Regions from separate parts of the Mus musculus genome. Here region 2 is linked to region 1. The links are chromatin loops, found by intact Hi-C in ENCODE. Cell type or tissue: gastrocnemius. All regions are shown on one strand. Each heading gives the region's core, and the rest is flanking DNA. Links, peaks and the distances in the headings are about the cores only.

Region 1 (9,192 bases), core at 327-8,326:
AGGTGTTTTTAATTGAGAATTTCATACGTGGATATAGTGTATGGATGGATCAAAGCCACCCCCATTCCCTCTCCTCCAATTTCTCCCATATTTACTTTTCTCTCCAAACTTCATGTTCTCTCTCTCCCTCCCCTTCCCCCTCCCCCTACCCCTCCCCCTCTCCCTCTCCAAGTCTACTTAATGCTGCTTGAATGTGCATGAGCATAGGACCACTTGCTGGATCATGAGCAGCCTTGTGGGGTCACGTACCTGATGAAAACTTACTCTTCCTCCCCAGCCACCATTAGTTGCCAGTAGCTGCTCAGCTGAGAACAGGGCATCGTGAGCATCCCCAGTCCGTGCTGGGATTTTGCCTGCCCTGATCTTGTGCATGTCTTATTACGCTATCACAGCTACTAAGTTTGAGTGTACAACAGCCTTGTAATGCCCAGCAAATAATGTGTCATCCCTTGGGAACCACCCCCCACCAGGGTCTCCTCTAATTTTTATTCTTCTACGAGCTAAACACACATATTCAAGATTTCAAACCTAGCACTCACATACAAGAAAGAATATAGCTGTCTTATTTGGGCTTGGGTTACCTCAATCCCAGCTCTGTACATTTATCCATGTTTCACTTTTCTTTTTTTTTAAATATTTTTATTATGTATTTTCCTCATTTACATTTCCAATGCTATCCCAAAAGTCCCCCATACCCTCCCCCCCACTCCCCTACCTACACACTCCCCCTTTGTGGCCCTGGCGTTCCCCTGTACTGAGGCATATAAAGTTGGCAAGTCCAATGGGCCTCTCTTTCCAGTGATGGCTGACTAGGCCATCTTTTGATACATATGCAGCTAGAGTCAAGAGCTCCGGGGTACTGGTTAGTTCATAATGTTGTTCCACCTATAGGGTTGCAGATCCCTTTAGTCCTTGGGTACTTTCTCTAGCTCCTCCATTGGGGGTCCTGTGATTCATCCAATAGCTGAATGTGAGCATCCACTTCTGTGTTTGCTAGGCCCCGGCATAGTCTCACAAGAGACAGCTATATCTGGGTCCTTTCAGCAAAATCTTGCTAGTATATGCAATGGTGTCAGCGTTTGGAAGCTGATTATGGGGTGGATCCCTGGATATGGCAGTCTCTAGATGGTCCATCCTTTCGTCACAGCTCCAAACTTTGTTTCTGTAACTCCTTCCATGGGTGTTTTGTTCCCAATTCTAAGAAGGAGCAAAGTACTTTTCTTTACAGCAAAATAATAATCCATTTCTATTAGTCCTCCTTTCCTTTAGGTACTTGAGAGTTGTTGCTTCCTCTTACCACAAGAGGGCAGAAAAGCATCACAAATTTATTCTTTTTAGTCATTCCAAAAACCCAACCAGGGTAATGCTGCTACCTGCAGTGGGTAAGTGGGTGGATCATCCCACCTCAATGAATACATAATCCCTCTTGGGCATACCCAGAGGCTTGCACCCCCCTTCCCCCAGCACATTCCACTGGCAAAAGGGCTTGACCATCATGGCTGCTCTGTGGTAACAAATAGTCCTCACATTTTACTGATTTGGATATGCTGAAAATTAATTTGGTAGATAACTTGTTCAACACAGATTGGTGTTGGAAAGACGTGGGACTTAGCTCTCTATGGCTGTTTTGGGGCCCAGACCCACAGATGTTTATCCTGATCCCAGTGTTTATAATTTCCAGGCAGGACATTATACACTGGTCCTTAAAGTCTGTGATCAGAAGTAATGCATCCTGCTCATTACCAGCGCAAGTCTATAACATATGTAGAGTCGTATGTAAAGTTACCCATGAAGGAAACACCTCGTCTCATAGCTAACTTTTTTTTTTCTTTTTTTCTTTTGGTTTTTGGCTGTCCCGGAACTCTGTGGACCAGGCTGGCTTCGAACTCACTGAGATATGCCTCTGTCTCCCACGTGCTGGAATTAAAGGTGTGTGCCACCACACCTGGCTGTTGTCTCACGGTTCTGAAGTGGGTCTAGGACTCAGGAGCAGCTTTAGTGGGGTGTAACCAAGTCTGCAGACCGAAAAGGAAAGGATCCACCTCAGAGTCCATGCAGTGGTGGCCAGGCTGACCCTCCTGGTCCTCTCTACAAGAGTCTGTCACCAATCCTCCTGACAGCATGTAATGTCTGTGTCATTCTTTCCTGGAAAAGAGCCAGTTACACAGAGCCATGGTTAAGCTAGATATAAGAATATGAATTCCAGGTGGAGGCAAGGATTTGGGGGTGTCTTAGTTAGGGTTTCTGTTCCTGTAAAGAGTTAACATGACCATGGCAACTCTTATAAAGGAAAATATTTCATTAGGGCTGGCTTACAGTTCAGAGATTTAGTCCATCATTGTCATGGCAGGAAGCATGGCAGTATGCAGGCAGACATGGTGCTGGAGAGGTAGCTGAGAGCTCTCCTCTGGATCCACAGACAGAAGGAAGTCACTGAGCCACTCGGCCTGGCTTAATTTTCTCAGACCTCAAAGCCCAGTGACAGACCTCCTACAAAAATGCCACACCCACTCCAGAAAGGCCTCTTTGGGTCTATGGAACATCATAAGGGCATCAGCTGAGATCTGTTAACAGCCTTATGCTTACAACTATTGTGGCCACTGTCTGAAAGAGAACACGGGATTTCTACATAGTTTCATCAGTAACAAAGCCCCATTCCCTTCCTCTCCTCTCCCTGCAGGCAGATGGGGGAGGGGAGAGCTGATGCTGCTTCTTGGGCTGATCTGTTCTCCGGATCAATAAGAACTCTCAGTCCCTGGGTTCCCAATCCATCATCTCTTGACAGTGCTAAATTTACTAATTCACCCCAAAGAAATAATGTGGTCTTAAATCCAATCAAGTTGCTCTCTGATTCAGTCCATTAATCCCACTGATATATTTACTTGTCTCTAATGATGTTACAAATTTCCAAGTAGAAAATAAAATCAGACGCAGCCTTATTTGTTCCTGCCAAGTGCTAGGCCTGGACAGGAAGGGATGAAATGCCCCTGTCTTCCAGCTGCCTGGCCCTTTGAAGTCCACTCTAGCAAGCAAGGATGGGCTGCTAAGGGACGCTCAATAAAAAGTCAGCTGCCATCTCCTGCAGACAGAAAAGCTAGCTCCAACTGGTGTGCCAAAGGCAGCACTCTCCAGGGGCAGCCAGGGGCTGGAGGAGACTGGAAGCTCCTTGGGAAAGCTGCCTTGGAAAGCGATGTGTGATATGTTTTGTATTGGCCATTTGTGTTATCAGGAGTGACCCATCAAAGTGAGGCCTAGGGGGTGGCCAGAATGTCTGAGCCAGAAAGAACCTTGGGCAGCACGCACTTTCAGATCTTTCATCAAATTAGTGAGGATCCTGAATCTCAGGTACGGAAGGGGAGGAGACTCAGGTACGGAAGGGGAGGGATCTGGATCTCAGATCCGGAAGGGGAGGGGTCTGACCCGACCAGTGGAGGCGCATTTGTATACAAACCAAGTCTCCTGTGCCATGTGGCAGATTTTTCCCACTCATGATCCCCTCTCCCAGACTTCATGAAAGAGCCTCCTCTCTCAGTGCCTGCAGAAGCCATGGATAGAATGGCAGCTGGGAGCACTTAACCTATCACCTACAGGCCCTCAGCTTGCCAAGAGGATGACAGCACTAAGGACCCCTTCGAGTTGTCATCATCTCTTCTTGTCCCCTAAGCCCTGTGAGAAGTTAAGCGACCTCCTCCACCCTTGATTGGCATTAATGCCTCTGTGTACACCTCAGATGGACACTTTTCCTTACTGTCTCCATGTCTTACTGATGGCAGCCTTCCTGAGCACAAGGTGACCAGAGAACCTTTGCTAAGAGAGGATGTCTGTGAGTCCCACAGCTTCTTGAAGGTACATGAAAGTCAGTGCTGATTATCATCACTAGAGGGCAGAAGAGCACCACTAGTTAGGGACTCAACCAGGAAAATCTCCTTTCCAAGCAATTTTCATTGTTTCTGCCCTTGTGGCAGAACCTTGTCGTGTCTGGTGCATTTGGCTGTATTTTGAGGCAGGATTTCTATGTCCTTTAAGGGTCCTAAGGATAGCTCTTCTTTAGGGCTGCCCACCATATACAAATGTTATACTCTACATGAATGCCTGTATGCCTAGAGCCACATGCATCTCTGGAATCTGGGGTTGGGGAGCATGCAGGGAAAGCAATCCCTGCCTTCCCTGGAATTTATGTGGAGGTGGCAAAGGTGTCTATGGAAGGCCCGTACTGTGGGACAAATGGAAGGAAAGTGTACTTTCCCCTGACACGGAGGTTGCTAAGGAAGCAACAGCGCCAAGAGAAAGGAGGCTTGCCTGGGGCCTGGGAGTCAGTGCAGCTGTGGGAGCAGGAGAGCAGGTTACTTGCAGGAATGAGCCAGCAGAGTGGCAGAAGAGCCCCAAGAGGGGGTGGAGGTGGGCAGCAGAGGCTCATCTGGTCAGGCTTAGGCATGGGACTCGGTGGCTGGCCTTTCATCTGGGTTTGATTCTGTGTGGCTCCACTGCTCCATCCTGTGAGGGCTGGGGAAGAAGGGATGAGACTTGCAGAGATCTCTCTTCAGAATGTCTTGTTGAAACTAAAGTTTGACCGTGAACACAGAACCTTGACGACGGGGCTCGGTTTCAGGGTGTGCCCCCAAGCACTGAATCGACCAGCATTAGCCGTGTGGGTTTATTGCAGGGAGATTTAGGAACAGCAGCTGCCACGGTTAAACAGTTATTAAAGGTGTGCCTGTGCTGTCTTGTTGGGAACTTGGGACCTTGTCGGGAAGTGTAGCTTCTATTTGATAAGGCATTGTGTGCCCTGAGAGTCTAGAATCCTGTGAATCCAGATCATACTCCCGTGAGCTCTGTGATCCTGGGGCAGCCATTCCTCCTTGAGACTGTGTGTGGCTAATGCAAGAAAACCACACATTCAACCCAGACAATGTCTTGAATATAGGAAGCGTGCTATAAAGGTTAGATACTATGGCGCATCTGTGAAGTCTACTAGCGTCTGCAGTTACCAAGGGATCCAGCATGCTTTCAGCCCTGATTCTCAACTCTTTCTCTCAGCCTAGCAACTTGCCTCACTGAAACCTGTACTTAATCAAGTTTACTCCCTCCCATGGATCTTTTCCTAGTTGTTTGAACGTCACCAGCACACATGTGGACACCATTCCAGAGTCACGCGCACACCAGCTGGCCCTGCAGACAGCTGCATGGCATTGGTAGCTGCAACAAGATGCTATAGCCCATGTGCTTATGGGAAAAGGTCACCAGCTAGGCTTCCTCCTCTGCTTTTTGAGAGGACTAGCGCCGCAGCCAGCTTCCTTCAGTTTGGTGGACTCATTAGCTGGATGGCTGGGATATGGAATGCCCCACACCCTCACCACCTCCACTTTCTAATTAGGTTTGTCACTTAATGATACTCTTGAAATTCCCGAGTCCCATAGCAAAAGTCTGATATACTTTAAGCAAATAGGTACATGAACTTAAAAATACCCGGAGAGCCATAATGGCCTTTAGTATATGGCCCAAGAGAAAGAAGGGACTGTCCCCAATTTGCTTTGAGCCAGAGTTCTCACAGTCTCGTGGGTAGGCCTGTTAATGAGATGTGTGCTGGCTTCAGCCTGCTTCATCTGATTTTCTTCTTTTTTACCTTAGAAATGGGGACAGAGCCCTGATAGGCTCCTTGTAGTCACTTGCTCTTTTCAGAGGTGACAAACAACTGTTAGCATCTTGCTTCCTTTGTACAACAGAACTAAAAAACAATAAAAGCAATCCAGAGTCTAGATGCCAAAACAGGACACAAGTAGGCCTAAGCCACTTGCTGGGTTAGGAGAGATGGCTAAGTGGGTAGAAGACTTTCTATGTGAGCTGAAGATCTTGAGTTTGAATCCCCAGCACCCGTGTGTAAAAGCCAGGCAAAGCTACACAATGCTTAAAGCCCCAGTATTGGAGGGCAGTGACAGACAGACAGATCCCCAGAGCATGATAGCCAGCCAGCCCAGCCAAAGCGGCAAGCTTCCAGGTCAGTGTGAGGCCCTGTCTCAAGGCAATAAAGTACAGAAGACAACAGAAGAATATATGTGGTTATCATGCTCTGAACTCCAAGGGGGCATGGACACACCCTTGTGCCCATGCCAAAAAAAAAAAAAAAAAACACACATAAAACATGCGTGCACACACAAATAAAGAAATGGGTCTTCTAAGGAGGGAGAGTCTATACATGTCTGAGACACTTGCAAAGACAATCTCAGCTCTGTCCCATCTCCTGACAGACATATCCCACACAGGCACAGATGGAAGATTGTGGTACGGTTTCATTTCTTTCAAAGTCTCTCCCTTTTGACTGACAGAACCCCCTTGAAAATGAAAATCCTTTTTCCCTAAGCGCCTAGAGTATCCAAGGGTAAGCAAGTGGCTGCTGAGCCCTTTCTCTGTCAACCTGCTTCTCCTCGGCCTGAGTCACCATCCCACTCTTATGTCATCGGTATATTGATGTGTCTGAGTAAACGAGAGTGATTGGTGCTTTTCAGTTTTGCTCTGGACATCTCACAAGCAGCCACCTTCAAACAGACTGAAAACAAGCTTGAAAAGTCAATACAGGAACTAGAACCAGATAGAAAAATAGATTCTCAAGCTTTGCTGCCCCATTCCAACCTGAAACAGTACTTTTTTCTGTCTAGGTTTCTCCAGGACTGCTGTCGCTACAAATGTCTGTTCCCCCAAGACATTCATACTAGTTGGGGTAGGCTTGACCATGCTACAGTAACAAACATATCCCCTAATCTGTGGCTTAGGGTGGTAGAATTTTAAACTTGTTCCTGTCAAGTATCTGCAGCTGGTCAATAGGAACGTTTCATTAATGTAGTCCTCCTGGGATGAAGAAACTCGGGAACCACACACCAGCACATGGACAGTCATACCCAGCACATGCACAGTCATACCCAAGAACATGTACAGTCATACCCAGCACATGGATAGTCATACCCAGCACATGTATAGCCATACCCAGCACATGTACAGTCATACCCAGCACATGCAGTCATACCCAGCACATGCACAGTCATACCCAGCACATGGACAGTCATACCCAGCACATGGATAGTCATACCCAACACATGTACAGTCATACCCAGCACATGCACAGTCATACCCAGCACATGCACAGTCATACCCAGCACATGGACAGTCATACCCAGCACATGTACAGTCATACCCAGCACATGTACAGTCATACCCAGTACATGGACAGTCATACCCAGCACATGTACAGTCATACCCAGCACATGGACAGTCATACCCAGCACATGTACAGTCATACCCAGCACATGGACAGTCATACCCAGCACATGCACAGTCATACCCAGCACATGTACAATCATACCCAGCACATGGACAGTCATACCCAGCACATGCAGTCATACCCAGCACATGTACAGTCATACCCAGCACATGTACAGTCATACCCAGCACATGGACAGTCATACCCAGCACATGGACAGTCATACCCAGCACATGTACAGTCATACCCAGCACATGGACAGTCATACCCAGCACATGTACTGTCATACCCAGCACATGCACAGTCATACCCAGCACATGCACAGTCATACCCAGCACATGCACACTCATACCCAGCACATGGACAGTCATACCCAGCACATGTACAGTCATACCCAGCACATGCACAGTCATACCCAGCACATGTACAATCATACCCAGCACATGTACAGTCATACCCAGCACATGGACAGTCATACCCAGCACATGGACAGTCATACCCAGCACATGGACAGTCATACCCAGCACATGTACTGTCATACCCAGCACATGCACAGTCATACCCAGCACATGCAGTCATACCCAGCACATGTACTGTCATACCCAGCACATGCAGTCATACCCAGCACATGCAGTCATACCCAGCACATGCAGTCATACCCAGCACATGCAGTCATACCCAGCACATGTACAGTCATACCCAGCACATGGACAGTCATACCCAGCACATGTACTGTCATACCCAGCACATGCAGTCATACCCAGCACATGTACAATCATACCCAGCACATGTACAGTCATACCCAGCACATGCAGTCATACCCAGCACATGTACTGTCATACCCAGCACATGGACAGTCATACCCAGCACATGCAGTCATACCCAGCACATGTACAGTCATACCCAGCACATGCAGTCATACCCAGCATATGTACAGTCATACCCAGCACATGCAGTCATACCCAGCACATGTACAATCATACCCAGCACATGTACAGTCATACCCAGCACATGCAGTCATACCCAGCACATGCAGTCATACCTAGCACATGTACAATCATACCCTCATACCCAGCACATGTACAATCATACTCATAAGTGAAGTATGTTCCCCTGTTCACTCTTTCCTCTGTAAAACTCTGCTCTGTTGGGGGAGGAACAGGCATATGCTCTATGTAGCCAGAAGAAGAGCTGGTCTACACATAGGCATGAATGTCACCTGCCATTTGGTTCTTTGCCAGAACACACAGAGAAACTGTCGGAAGATTATATGCCCCAGTACAGGGGAATACCAGGGCCAGGAAGCGGGAGTGGGGGTGGGCAGGGTGGGAGGGAGTAGGGTGGGGGGAGGGTATAGGAGACTTTCTGGATAGCATTTGAAATGTAAATGAAGAAAATATCTAATAATAAAAAGAAAAGAGTCAAAAGAAAAGAAATCTGTCTCAATATCAGCCATTCTAGAATGATGTCTCCTGAGCATTGACAATGGCCGCACAAGTAGAGAGGGTTTTTTCCCCCTGTTAAGTGTCAAAATTCCTCATAAAAAAATATTACTTGAGGAGTTTGAGGGTTGGCTCAGTTGGTAAAGCCCTGGCTCCAGGAAGACATAAGTATAATGGTGCATGTTTGTGATCACAGCAGTGGAGAGGCATGGACAAGAAAATCCGTGGTGGAGCTTGCTGGACAGCCAGCATGGCCAAATGGATGAGCCGCACACCAATAAGAGATTCTGACTCATAAAACAGAGTAGCTAGCTTCAAAAGAGTAATGCCCAAGGTTGACCTCCGGCCTCTACAGGCACCTTTATGCACCCACACAACAAGCACCTTAAAGCACACATGCATTTCCACATGCACTGATACTTGGTGTAGAGTTTCCCATACAGGTTCAAGCTTAAGCTGTCTTCCTTAAGTCAGATAGAAACTCACTCACTACGCCTC
Region 2 (9,192 bases), core at 563-8,562, 550 kb after region 1:
TCCAGACAGCCTTTTAATTCTCCAAGGGAAACGGAGAAAGTTCCAAACCAGAAATGAATGACCCAAGAGCCCTCTCTACTTCAAGGCCTGTGGAATGGATGCTCTGGCTCGCAGGGGATTCTTGGTCCCCCAGCAAAGCCTCACAGAAGGCACGGGCTGCATCCTCTCTCTCCATGGCTGCCTTCTTTCCCTCTCAGTCCCTATCCTCCCCATCCATCTCTTCCCATTGACAGAAATTAGAAGGAGACTGGGGTCTGAGCACAGGGTACTCACAGCAGTTCTGGTGGGAAGAGAGTGGATAGGCAGGGAAAAGTCAGTGTGTGGAGGACGAAGGGAAAGTCACCCTCTCTGTTCCTGTTTAGAGCTAGCGCTTTTCTCTGACGAGGGCTGACTGGCACCACAGACCAAGCAGATCCTGGTATAGCCTTTGCTCTTCCTTCTCAGACATGCAGAGGACCCACCTTTCGGATCATAGATGACATTCTTTTCCACCCAGAAAACTCTTTTGGGCAAGAACCACCACCCTTGGCCTTGAGGATCCAGCAAGAGGTGGGAGTTAATTACAGCCACTAGCCATCACTTAACACAGGGAAGCCTGTACGTGTTCTGGTCTGCCCAGGCACCTGCTGCCATCTGCAGTGAGGAGAACAGGAGAGGACTGGGGGGCTCTGCCTCCAGTTTCCCTAAGCTGTCCAGGTGCCTATGCATACATCTGCTTTCTTTCCTCTCTGTCCTGCCCTAGAGAGTGGACTTTCCTGTATTAGCTGTGACAGTCACTCTGCTTAAATGTATGGTACTTGTCATGTATAAACCTGCCCCCTTCTCAGCTCTGGCCATTCAAGATATCCTTAAAACTGAAGTTGATATAGTGACTGTGACTCAGGCCACTCTGGGGCTGGGATACTCACTCTGGTATTCCTTGATCTTTCGGTACAGAAGTTCCCAAGCTCCATCCAGAACACAAAGGCCAGGCCACTCCTCCACTATCTTCTTCCCTATCTTTGCATGTCTATGCGAGCGTCCTATCAGCCAGGTCTTTCCCAGTCCAGAGGTGACCTTTGTGTGGAGTGTGCCTCGATTGTTAGGATCACCACCACCCCAAGGTCTGTGCTTGAAGGTCACAGGAGACTCTCGGAAACCTTCAAACTCGGGCAAGCTGCAGGCTCTAGACCCATAAAACACAATCCATGCCCACAGGGAATTTACAGTGTCTTTGGAGAGAAGGGTTACAGAGGCAGGCAAGCTTGCAAGGGAGGAAACAGACCGGGCTTGTGAGGTTAGGAAGGGAGTCACTGGAGGTAAGAATGCACAGGAAGGGCTCAGAAACAACTGCAGACACTTCCAGACAGGGAATGGAAGGTGGCTGTGGAGAAAGATAGGAGGCCCAGAGCATGAGGAAAGAGATGCAGCCCTCACACCAAGTTACAGAGTTTGGACTTTAATCTGTGGGCAATGGGAAGCTATTTGGAGACTTTATGAGGAAGGAGTTAATAGGTACTAAGTGGCTCCAGGGAAGAATGGAGTGTCAGGCCCATGGAAAGGCCTGGAAGGGTTGAGCCTGGAGGCTGAGGTCAGATGTTGACTTAAAAATTGCCGGGCTGAAGAGAAGGGCTTGCTATAATTGGTTGAATAGCAGTGGTGTTAGGGTCAAAGGTGACATCCAGGTCTCCCGGGATGGGAGAGGTGAGTACCACATTGCAATGAGGGGCTTGCTAGTATTTGAAAATAGGACCCAGAAAGGTTCTCTGTATGACTCTTCACCATTTAGCTGAAGCCCTAGCCAAGGATGAATTGATTAGCTTATCTACTGTCTGCACACCGCCCACACTCAACGTCCCTTCCTTCTCTTTAGGCATCAGAGAATCGGCTTCCTGTGTCTGAGCATTTCCTTTTCCTCTCCTGGTACTAAATCCCAAGTAAGTAGAGGTGGCTTAGACTTGACAGCCATCCTCAAGTCACGGGCCATGACTCAACTCCCGGAAATTCACCTTGTTCCACTAAGGGTCTGGAAGCCACCATAGGCTGGATAATTGATGAATGCTGGAGTCATAGATGTTGCCTGGACCTGGTCTCTGAAAGGCTCAGACCCCTGCAGGTCGCAATTTTCTAGGATCTAAAAATTGTGATCTTTGGACAGGGTGGGCTGCAGATGACTCTACAGCTCTAGTGAGCGAGCCACCATCTGAAACCCTGTCAGCTTTTTCTTCTTGTACCATTTGTCCCGTGTCTTCAGTGCCAAGGTCCAGTGCACCCAGCTCCAACATCCTGAATGGGGCCAAGGGCACATACTTGGTCCTTTCTATCTCCTAAGCATTGGCTTGGTGCTTCTAATGGATATATGGTACCAGCAATGCACAGTGCAGTCGGAAAAGACAGGCACAAAGGCAACAGCCTAAAGTATGGGGTATATTCCCTCCTGGTATAAAACCAGGTCCAAGCCCGTGCCTCTCTTCCCTCATCAGCATAAACTGATAGCCACTTGTATCTATTCCCAAACTCAACAGGGAGAGTAAAATAATCTCCTGACTCAACTCGGTCCTGCCCTATGTTAGCTTTCCACTGCTGTGACAAAATGCCTGAGAAAAATCACTTAAAGGAAAAGAGGTTTAATTGGCTCATGGTTTCCAAGGCTTTGGTCCATAGTCACTTGGCCCCATCACTGTGGGCTTGTGTTGAGGCAGAACATTATAGCACACAATGTGTGTGGTAGAGCAGAGTTACTCGGTAGATAGTATCCTAGGGTGTGCATTCAAGGGCCTTTCCACTCACACTGCCATCCAAGTTCCCTTCACCTCTCATCAGCCCACTCATCTGGTACAGTGGAGTAACCCACTGAACCAGAACCCAAAGCCCATCATCAGTCAGTCACCACTGCCTACACATGGCTTTGGAGGGACACTTTAGATCCAAACCCTAACACAGCACACCCTTCTGGCTTGCACTGATTTCTTCACAGATACCTCTATCAATCCTTTGTTCAATGGATTTGAAGTACTTGGGAACTATATTCAGGGAATTGACAGCATGCTGCTTTATGATGGATGTTGGCTCCAACTTCATGTAAGCAGCACTCCCCAACAGTGTAAGTGGTAAGACATGCCACCCTGTGAGAACCAGGGGAAGATGTGAGGGGAGGTGCCAGAGGTGTCCATTTGTTGGTGCTGGCTCTCACCCCGGGTCCCCTGGAGGGTGTCAATCTCCTAAGCTTTTTCTCTTTGCCCTTCTCATCCAACTCCCATCCCAGATACAAGACCCATATCATTGGGAGACCTTCATAAGCCATGGCAACCGTTCTCTTGCTTAACCTAACTCACCCAAGGCTCAGGTAGGCCTCTTCTCCCTTCCTCCCCATCCACCTGAACATGTCCTCCCCATCAAAGGAAGAGGAAGGCGGACAAAGAAGACATGGAAACAGTGTGAATCCAGCCAGGAATGTGTGTCTTGGCCCAGGGTGGGTAGAAACTTCCAGAAGTGGTAATGCTACACACACATTTTACTTCTGGCTTGAGGTCTCCTCAGAGACCCTTTTCACTGGGTGTGAGCCCAAAGTAGGAGGTGAATTAAGTCCTTCCAAAGAGTTACATCCCATGTTGTGTTCAGTTGGCAAACTTACCCCTTCCTTGTGCTTTCAACTGAAAACAGTCAAACTTACTTGTAGGCTAACTCTAAATGGACTTTGGCCCCAGGTCAATTCTGGCCCTACAAGCAAGCACCCACTTTTCAGGATGCACAAAGATGCATCTTGGGCACAGCTCTGGCTTTGTGCTGAACACACCTTCTCCAGGGAGAGTCCTTGAGAAGTCCCTCATTTGACCACAAAGTTTGACTGCCAGGAGCTTGATTCAAACAATCCTCGCTTTGGTTGGGCTCCTCTTGGTGAGGACTGAGTTATAAATGTCCAGTAGAGAGTTGGACCCTCACCGGCTCCCCATGTTGGGCCTTTATCTCTGCCACATGGTGGCACTGTTTAGCACTGGTCAGGCCCTGGTCCACAGACTCTACCTGGTCTCCTTTCATTAAAAAGATAGGTTGGCACTCCCTGAGGGAAAAACCAGGGAGTACTCCACAACCACTGCCAGAGCATATCCAAGATGCACCCCTGTGTGGCTGGGCCAGGAGCTGCTTTCTCCCTGCACCACACCCTGTACAGAGTATCACCCATTCTCACACCCCAGTTCACTCTGGAGTTCCTTTCACAGAGCACATCTTCACATGTTGCTCTGTGTCTTAATTTGATCCACCCACGCCAAAAAGCCAAGGTGTATCACTGGCACCTAGAAGTGAGGTCTTTTCCCGTTAAATCCCTAACCCTGGGTCAGTAGGCTCACCTAGCATTCATGTAACTGGTTTAGGCCTTCAGGTGACTTGAAGGCAGGTCAGACAGGTTCTGGAATATTCTCCACACGTCTTAAATGAGTACTTCCATCCTGCTGCTGCGTAACTAAGAGGAGAGGCTTGTTTAAGAGAAGAGATTAGCTTCTCACAATATTCCAAATGTGGAGCCAACTGTATTTATTCCTTCTGTATGTGTTTGGGGCCATGATACCTGCTTGGAGAATCTGGTCACCATATGGTGACCATATGGTGATCTTCAGGTTAGCCCTGATATTTCACTAAGGGCTTATCAAACCAAATCTAACCAAACTTGTGTGAGTTTTTATACCACACCTCATGGAGCACTCTATTTTTAGAGTTGGAAAGGATACTTTCCACTGGACCTACTATTCTAGAAAAAGAAATATTCGTCAACCTCTAACTCATAAGTAGCACTTGTTAAGTGATACATAGGATTCATCTAGAAAACACTAACCTTATTCCCGCCCTTGGGGCTGGGATCATGCAAATTATCTCAATTGCCCCTGTTCATCACTTCCTTAAATGTTTGTAGGATGCAGCTGGGATGGTTAGAAGCCTAAATACACCAAGCCATACTGGCATGTGTTCCCTTGTGGCAGACCCCAACCACAACCTCCAGATTTCTTTTCTAGATGTTCTTCTCACCATACCTCTTATGCCTGGCTTCTAGAAACACTGTTGAGTAACAGTCTTCAGCCAAAAGAAAAAAAATAATCTGTTAAAGGTCACTTATAAAATTATAAATTTCTCATGGCCATAAAAACTAATCTTTGTTGATGAACTAAAGCTTATTATATTAGACCTGGATAGAAAGTAATTTGGGGAGAGAATAAAGGAGAGGTGCCGTCCAGTCTGAAGCCTTTGTGGTTTAAATCATACACTTTTGACATAGTTATGTTTCACACTTTTGTAATCTTGAATTTTTAAAGTTTTGATAAATGCCATTTCTTGGTTAAATTTAATCAGGGCCATCTTGGCAGATATTATACACTGGAAACCAGGATTTAGCATCATAGCCCAAAAAGAGTCTTTTGGAAATACCATCAAGTCAGGTTGCTTATATTGAGTGTCAATAGTTAGACATGCTTTGAAATGTGCTAAATGCAATCAATTCCGAGCCCTCTACCAATGTAGTAGGAAATCTCCACTTTACCAACAAGACAAGGTACACAGCCCCTGTCTGTTATCACAGAAGAATGTCTACCGTGGGTAAATGTGAGTTTGATAGCCATTCATATCTGCTTATGACTTAGAAAAGACACAGAGACGTGAGTCCCTTGTGTGCTGGTGGGATAGGCTCCCCATATCTGCTCAAACATGTTCCAAGATTCCCAGTGATGCCTGAAAATGGGAATACATCACACCTAAGTTTAACTGTGTATTTCTTATACATACAATAAACTCTAGCTTGGAATTAGGCACAATAAGAGATTAACAATGATTGTAACAATGTCAGTATCGTTGGTCTGAGACCTCCAGGCTATCATTTACATGATAGTTACCTGAACTCAAGCAATAAGCCGCCATAATAGCTTATTATAATGACTGTGGACCTGAAGAACAGGACACAGCTCTAAGGGACTACTAGTAGGAGGGTCAAAGTGGTGATTGACAGCCTAGAAGACATGGAGGGCAACACAAAATTTCATTAGACTACTCAGAACTGCACATAATAAACTTGTTCATAAATTCCTCATTTCGTATTTTAGGATTGCCAGTTGATGTCAATGAACTGGAGCACAGGGAAAGTCAAATCTGAAACAAGGGGAACCAGAATGGCATGGCTTCACTGTTGCCAGTTAGAAACACTTGAAGGGGCAAACAACCCGACTTGTAGTAAGCTGTCACATACCGCATGTCAGTGGTTGTTTACTGGGGTGACATTTTGGAAATCTGTATTTTTTGAAGGACACAGGAAACTACTTTTCAGAGGTTTGGTTTTTTGGGTTTTTTTAAAGAGATGTAAGCTAGGGGAACATCTAGCTGCGGCTGTTCTCAGAATGATTCAGGCTAGCAGAAGGAGCATAGTCCTTTTTGCGCTCTTATACTAGGTTTGGAAGGTTTTGATTAAAAAAAATTTTTAATGTAGATTCTTCGTACTCATGAGGCACATGGTGGATATTGTTGATTGAAACTGAATTGCATCCACTTCAAACTTAGATCAGACCAGGTATGGGAGCAAATGCTCCCATAGAATAGAGTGTCACAGCATGTCCCTGGCCTGCTGGTCAGTCCTCAGGGAAGTTCCAGACCACTTGAGGCTGCACAGCAAGACTCTGTCTTCAAAAATAAAAAGAAACAACTGCTTTCGTGGTATATTTTTAATTGTCGAAACTTATACTCCCCAAAAGGTATATTTTCATATTTCTGTGTCATATTTCCAAATAATGGATTATTTCACCATCCCATTTACAACATGCTGCTCAAAGAAAGTTTTTAATCCTGACTTTGCTGAAATACTTGTTCATTTGCCCTCTGAACACAGTTCTTGAGGCACCAGAAACCTCTATTATTATTATTATTATTATTATTATTATTATTGGATATTTTCTTTATTTACATTTCAAATGTTATCCCAACTCACAGAAACCCCCTTCCCATTCCCCCTCCCGCTGCTTCTATGAGGATGTTCCTCCACCCACCTACTCACTCCCACCTTCCCACCCTCGTTTCCCCTACACTGGGGCATTGAGCTTTCATAGGACCAAGGACCTCTCCTTCCATTGATGCCTGACAAGGCCATCCTCTGCTACATATGAAGCTGGAGCCATGTGTACTTCATAGTTAGTGGCTTAGTCCTTGGGAGCTATGGGGGGGTCTGGTTGGTTGATATTGTTGTTTTTCCTATGGGGTTGCAAATCCCTTCAGCTCCTCAGTCCTTTCTCTAACTCCTCCATTGGGGACCCCCAATGCTCAGTCCAATGGTTGGCTGCAAGCATCCCCCTCCATATTTGTCAGGCTCTGGCAGAGTCTCTCAGGAGACAGCCATATCAGGATTCTTTCAGCAAGCATTTCTTGTCATCCACAGTAGTATCGGGTTTTTTTGGTGACTGTACACAGGATGAATCCCCAGGTGGGACAGTCTCTGGATGGCCTTTCCTTCAGTCTCTGCTCTATACTTTGTCTCCATATTTGCTCCCGTGAGTATTTTGTTCCCCTTTCTAAGAAGCACCGAAGCACCCACACTTTAGTCTTCCTTCATTTTGAGCTTCATGTGGTCTGTGACTTGTATCTTGGGTATTCAGAGCTTTTGGACTAATATCCACTTATCATTGAGTGCATACCATGTGTGTTCTTTTGTGATTGGGTTACCTCACTCAGGATGGTATTTTCTAGCTCCATCCATTTGCCTAAGAATTTCATGAATTCATCATTTTTAATAGCCGAGTAGTATTCCATTGGGTAAATATATCACATTTTCTGTATCCATTCCTCTGTTGAAGGACATGTGGGTTCTTTCCAGCTTCTGGCTGTTATACATAAGGCTGCTATGAACATGGTGAAGCATGTGTCCTTGCTATCTATATGTTGAAGAATCTTTTGGGTTTATGCCTAGGAATGGTAGAGCTGGGTCCTCAGGTAGTACTATGTCCAATTTTCGGAGAAACCGCCAGATTGATTTCCAGACTGGTTGTACAAGCTTGCGATCCCACCAGCAATGGAGTGTTCTTCTTTCTCCACATCCTCGCCAGCATCTGCTGTCACCTAAGTTTTTGATCTTAGCCATTTTGACTGATGTGTGGTGGAATCTCAGGGTTGTTTTGATTTGCATTTCCTTGATGACTAAAGATGTTGAACATTTCTTTAGGTGATTCCCTGCCATTTGATATTCCTCAGTTGAACATTCTTTGTTTAGCTCTGTACTCCATTTTTAATAGGGTTATATGATTCTCTAGAGTAACTTCTTGAGTTCTTGTCTCATAAAATTGAGAAAGGCAAAGGACACTGTCAATAGGACAAAACAGCAACCAGCAGACTGGGAAAAGGTCTTCACCAATCCTACATCCAATAGAGGGCTAAACTCAGTTCCTCCACAGGAGCAGCAGACAGGAATACTTGATTTGGGGGGGGGGGAGTGATGGCTATTTTTGGTTGTCAACTTGACTACATCTGGAATTAACTAAAACCCAAGTGACTGAGTACACCTGTGAGAGGGTTTTTTTTTTCCTTAATTAAATGGAAGTGTGAAGACCCACTTTTAATCCAGACCTTTTGAGATGTGAAGATCCACCTTTAATCTAGGCCACGACTTCTAGGGTAGCCTATCTAAAGGACAGGGAAGCTTTTGTCTTTTCCTATTTGCTCTTGCTCTCACTGATAAGTCAATTCGCTGCCATTAGACTAGCATTAGAGCGTACTTCTTTGGCATTCTGGCCTCTACTAAAGACCAGCTGAGACATCCAGCCTAATGGACTGAACAGTGACTAGAAAGTTCTTCAGATTTCTCAAATGGAGATCTCAAGGGGAGGAAGTCAGCTCATGGTCCTATTTTCTGCCTCTGTTGTGCATCAGTGGTCCAACATAAGGGCTGCCTTGGCTTCCTATTTTCAGCAATTCAGTCTGTTATAGAACAAAAGCAAAGAAGGCCAAAATAATGAGGAGGAACTGTGGCAGCTGACACTGGGTCCTGAAGATGCTCAGAGTACCCCTGAGCTGAGCAAGTCGATTCACAGGATCCCCATGCTTTGCTTTAAAGGTAATTGCTTTTGACTGCTTGAGATGTTTGCACAAAACCGTCCCCCATGGTTTTTTTTTTTTCATCCCTTTAAATGTCTCGAGTTGATGCCTGCAGGAGGGAGGAAAATACCCACTAGATGAAAGGCCCTGTGACAAGGA

Evidence for each region. A loop is a pair of places that touch in the nucleus more often than their neighbours do. Peaks named below come from ENCODE experiments on the same cell type or tissue, not always from the same donor. Only the 100,000 strongest peaks of a DNase experiment are listed, where the experiment ranks them.
Region 2: a loop joins it to region 1, with 3 times the contacts of the local background. A loop is called at or near these places in 3 of 42 quality-filtered maps.

Annotation. Positions count from the first base shown.
Region 1 is chr7:74,349,402-74,358,593 of GRCm38, reverse strand. All of the region lies in intron 3 of Slco3a1 (solute carrier organic anion transporter family, member 3a1), which reads left to right. Among named protein-coding and RNA genes, the nearest start is that of Slco3a1, 200 kb to the left of the region's middle. In gastrocnemius, for the core only: CTCF peaks have their summits at 1,305 (motif pointing right) and 3,886 (motif pointing right); a DNase peak (open chromatin) is centred at 3,906.
Region 2 is chr7:73,804,235-73,813,426 of GRCm38, reverse strand. Gm10619 (predicted gene 10619) reads left to right here. Exons shown (of 4, transcript NR_077222.1): 2 at 1,853-1,916; 3 at 2,957-3,060; 4 at 3,245-5,205. Among named protein-coding and RNA genes, the nearest start is that of Gm10619, 7.7 kb to the left of the region's middle. In gastrocnemius, for the core only: a CTCF peak has its summit at 3,943 (motif pointing right); a DNase peak (open chromatin) is centred at 3,981.